Linked DNA regions of Homo sapiens: region 1 is linked to region 2. Evidence: read pairs that join two places in POLR2A ChIA-PET (ENCODE). Cell type or tissue: Panc1. All regions are shown on one strand.

The links. ChIA-PET counts read pairs that join two places held together with the same protein. Peaks named below come from ENCODE experiments on the same cell type or tissue, not always from the same donor. Only the 100,000 strongest peaks of a DNase experiment are listed, where the experiment ranks them.
Region 1: POLR2A ChIA-PET joins it to region 2 with 10 read pairs; 3 of 35 experiments call an interaction of 5 or more read pairs at or near these places.

What each region holds. Positions count from the first base shown.
Region 1 is chr3:138,693,103-138,695,602 of GRCh38, forward strand. It overlaps PIK3CB (phosphatidylinositol-4,5-bisphosphate 3-kinase catalytic subunit beta), which reads right to left. Exons shown (of 24, transcript NM_006219.3): 14 at 1,684-1,805. Among named protein-coding and RNA genes, the nearest start is that of FAIM, 86 kb to the left of the region's middle. In Panc1, no CTCF peak of the experiment used is centred here; a DNase peak (open chromatin) is centred at 1,399; H3K27ac peaks cover 1,578 bases.
Region 2 is chr3:138,445,727-138,448,226 of GRCh38, forward strand. All of the region lies in intron 1 of ESYT3 (extended synaptotagmin 3), which reads left to right. Among named protein-coding and RNA genes, the nearest start is that of ESYT3, 12 kb to the left of the region's middle. In Panc1, no CTCF peak of the experiment used is centred here; no DNase peak of the experiment used is centred here.

The DNA of each region.
Region 1 (2,500 bases), 250 kb after region 2:
TTTATTTTTTGAGACAGGGTCTCACTCTGTCACCCAGGCTGGAGTGTAGTGGCACCATCTCAGCTCCTGCAACCTCCGCCTCCAGGGCTCAAGTGATCCTCCTACCTCAGCCGCCCAAGTAGCTGGGACCACAGGTGCGCACCTCCACGCCCAGCTAATGTCTCTGTATTTTTGGTAGAGACGGGGCTTAACCATGTTGCCAAGGCTGGTCTCAAACTCCTGGGCTCATCGATCTGCCTGCGTTTGTCTCCCAAAGTGATGGGATTATAGGTGTGAGCCACCACAGCTGGCTGAATTATTATTATTTTTTTTTGGAGACGGAGTCTCGCTCTGTCAACCAGGCTGGAGTGCAGTGGTACGATCTCTGCCCACTGCAACCTCTGCCTCCTGGGTTCAAGTGATTCTTCTGCCTCAGCCTCCTGAGTAGCTGAGATTACAGGCACCGGCCACCACGCCTGGCTAATTTTTTGTATTTTTAGTAGAGATGGGGTTTCACCATGTTGGCCAGGCTGGTCTCAAACTCCTGACCTCAAGTGATCTGCCTGCCTCAGCCTCCCAAAGTGCAGGGATTACAGGCATAAGCCACCACACCCAGCCATCTGGCCAAATTTTTAAAAAGCATGATATAAACTAATGCATATGGCAAGACACATTTGTGTAATAATAATTCCATGTCTATATTTTCATAGATATATATGAAACAGAAAAATGTGATATAGAAGCATACACACCAAATTCATGATAATGTTTGCCTCTGAGAAGGAAGAGAAGTAATCAAGACTGGATAAGGAAACTATGAGGACTTCAACTTTAACTGTAATGTATTTGCTTAAAATATATATATATATATATATATATATATATTATATATATATATATATATATATATATTTTAAACCCATGACAAAAATTAACATTTCTTAATTCTGGAGGGTGGATAGACTGTGTGAAGAAAAGAGGTAACACAGCAGGCTTGGCTGCTATCCTCTAACAAGCCTGCTTATAGGATTGGCCCATGGCTAGCATCTGGGAATTAAGATTTCAGGATTCCCACCACCCTCCCTAATTGATAAGAGTGGCTCACTGCACCTAAACTATTTGTGCAAATAATGGTTTATGTTGTATATCCACTTTACTGCTGGGAGTATAGAAATCTGGTACATGCTAGGCAGAGGGTGCTTATGTGATAGCTGCCCGTAAAAACCGTGGCCACGAAGTCTCTAACAAGCTTCCCTTGCAGACTTGTATTATCACAACTCACTCCTGATAGAAATAAAAGTGTTTGGGGTGACTTCACTGGAAAAGAACTCTTACAAGCTTATGTATGCCTGTTTTCCTCATGACTTCACCCCATGAACCTTTTTCCCTCTTTAAATTTTGCTCTGTATCCTTTTGCTGCAATAAATTATATCTGTAAGTGACTATGTGCTGAGTTCTGAGTCCTCCCAGTGAGTCATCAAACCTGAGGGTGATCTTGAGGACCTTCTGACCTAGCATGCTTTTGGTTTTTTTTTTCTAGTATAAACATTGAGTTGGGGAGCTGGCAGGAGTACATGAGCAAATGCTTTGAACTGTGAATAATTCTGAGCCCTTTTCTTTCTTATGAGACATCAAGGAGACACCCTCATCCCAAACCCACCCAAGTTATTCCTTGCCCCAAAGAAAACCACCTGCAGAAGATACCTCATCTGTCGCAGGCAGCCTACAGCATATTCTCGAACGTACTGGTCTGGATAGTTGAAATCCAGAAGCTCTAGGGCCTCCCGGGGGGGCAGTTTAGGCCAAATCTGAAGCAGCGCCTGAAGCTGTTTAAAAAATGAAACTGGTTCAGAAATAATGGGGGACAAAAGTAATCTAATTTTCCTTGACACACAGGAGCACCAAGATAGGTCAAAAGAAGGCAAAGCTCACTTTTAATTATTGATGCCTCAAAAATCCATTCCTGTTAATAGAGACTAATAAAGATTGTCTTTGTTGTTGAAACATTCTATAGATTAAGTCTGAAAAGCTATGAAGTACTTACCCCCAAATAAATTTTATGGGTGAGAGAGAAAAAAATGTTGAATTTGTAGCCTTTCTAAAGCTCAATTCCATCTGATAAAATCTTATTCCTTAGTATTTAATTTCTCTCATTGGATTTTCCTGGGTATCACCTAAGTACCACTGACATCAACGTCATGGAAGGTATATGATATGTATGCAAGATCACTGCTGTAAAACTATGGCAAATAGATGGCAGTGGTTAGAGGATTTTCTTTCAATTGATTGCTCAAAGTCATACTGGGAGAGGTGGCCTGCAAGCTTGTTGGCTATCTTGTGGATGTTAAGTTTTATTCTCCGACCAATTAAGCTTTGAGAATTCAATAAAAACCGTTTATATTTTATTATTTAATTCTACAAGTTATTCAATCTATAATTATGGCAAGCCCTCCCCCAAAAGTCAACAATATCTAAATGAGTATCTACCAGCTAAGTTAAAAGGCATTTTCTCATATCAAGC
Region 2 (2,500 bases):
GTTACCACTTCCAGAACGCTTATTCTGATCCAGGAAGGATACCGAGCATCATCCATGCCTTTAGTCTTTTCAGGAACTGTGAAGTTGGCAGTATTGTACCCATCTCGCAGATGAGAAAGCTGAGGCTTAGAGAGGTGGAATTTGAAATACACAAGGAATAGGTTAGAAAAACACTAAGGAATGGACTTCAAATGCTGACATTTCAGGTGGAGGATGGGGAGGAGAGGAAATGGATGAGAAGATTTGAGGCTTAGGCTCAAATCATATGCAGGTGAGATCTGGGTTCTGATCACATGGGTAATCTTGTTTAAGTACTAACTAGTCTCTGAGTCTCCTCATTTGTAAAAGGGGAATAATGATTTATAGAGTGTTGGGAGCATCAAATGAAAGTGTTTATGGAATGCCCTTTGTAAGTCATAAGGCATGGCCTCTACCAATCAGGGCTAAAGCCCCATAAGGGCAGTTGCCTGCTAAATCCCAGACTTTGTAAAAGAGGTTTCTATAAAACCCCTACATGATGCTGTGTGAGGTTTTCTTAGGAGGAGTAGTGGACGAAGTGGAAAAGCACAGACTCTGTGGTCAGACAGACCCAGGCTTGGGTCTCCGTTCTAGCACTCCACTACTGGAGATTATAAGTCATGTAACCTCTCTGAACTTTAGTTTCCTTATCTGTAAAATGGGGCAAATAAGGGATTAGGTGAGTATTAAATGACATGAGATGACATGAACTCAAAACGGTTGAAAATAGGATGGAAAATATGCAACTGGCCAAGTCTTGAAACAAAAGAAAGCTGAGATAGCAATTGTCATATTAGACAAAATAGAATAGAACTCAAAGACAAAGAAGGTTGTTATATGCTTGTAAAGGGCAATAATGATATACCTGGGCATGGTGGCTCACACCTGTAATCCTAACAGTTTGGGAGGCTGAGGCAGGTGGATGGTTTGAGCCCAGGAGTTCACGACCAGCATGGGCAACACTGCAAAGCCCCATCTCTACAAAAAAATTAGAAAATTAGCTAGACATGGTGGCATGTACCTGTAGTCTCAGCTACTAGGGAGGCCAAGGCAGGCGGATAGCTTGAGCCCAGGAGTTTGAGACTAGCCTGTGTAACATGACCTAATCCCGTCTCTACCAAAACAAACAAACAAACAAACAATAGTCAGGCGTGGTGGTGCATACCTGTAGTCCTAGCTACTCGGGAGGCTGAGGTGGGAGGATTGCTTGAGCCTGGGAGGTCAAGGCTGCAGTAGGCCAAAATCACACCACTGCACTCCAGCCTGGGTGACACAGTGAGACCTTGTCTCAATAATTATGATAATCACAGACATATATGTATTACAGAATATAAACTTGAAATATAAATCAACAACCGACATGAGGAAGTAGATAAATCAACAGTTGTGCTTGGAATCTTTTAATACATCCCTTTCTGAAAATGATAAATGAAGCAGGCAAAGACTAAGCAAGGATAAAGCATATTAGAAGGACATGATTAATAACCTGATCACACATGGAATAGTCATGGAAATTAATCATGTACTAGGCCACAAGGAATTATCAACATATTCCAGTGAATTGACAATCCTACAGACTGTTCAGGCCACAAAGAAATAAAATTATTATTAGAAAACAGCAAAAATATATACCTATTGAAATCTCACATGTCTAGATACTTTAAAACATTACTATTTTGAAAACTCATTAAGAGGAAGTCATAATGGGAATAGAAAAATGAGAGCAGAATAGCAATTTATTGTGTCAAAAACTAGAGGATTTTATACCTTTGAATTGATTTATTACAAAACAAAAATGGAAAATAAATGATATTCCCCAAACTCATGAAGTTCAACTCTAAAAACATAAAAGAGCCAACAGATTTAAATCAAAGAAAAAGAGTTCTGGGAGAATCAATGAACAATTAGAACTATTAACAAATTTCAGCAAAGTTGCCCAGAAAATGAAATGCCACACAGTACTCTAACAAAAAATATACAGGACTTTTAGAGAAAAAGAGTTGGAAAATTTGATCCTAAATGTGAATAGAAAATGTGAATAAATAAAGGGTGTCAATGATGTAATATTTAACCGTGTCAGCCCACAAGTTAACTTATAATTTAAAAAATATAACAATTGAAATCTCAGGAGGATTTTTTTTTTGTAGATTGACAAGCTGATTCTAAAATTCATACAGAACAATAAATATCTACTATTATCTAAATCAGTGTGAGAAAGAAAAAGCAAAATGGGGAATCGGCGGCCGGGTGTGGTGGCTCATGCCTGTAATCCCAACGCGTTGGGAGGCCGAGGCTGGTGGATCAGGAGTTCAGGAGTTCGAGACCAGCCTGGCCAACATGGTGAAACCCTGTCTCTGCTAAAAATACAAAAAATTAGCCAGGCGTGGTGGCAGGTGCCTGTAATCCCAGCTACTCGGGAGGCTGAGGCTGGAGAATCACTTGAACCCAGTGGGTGGAGGTTGCAGTGAGCCGAGATTGCACC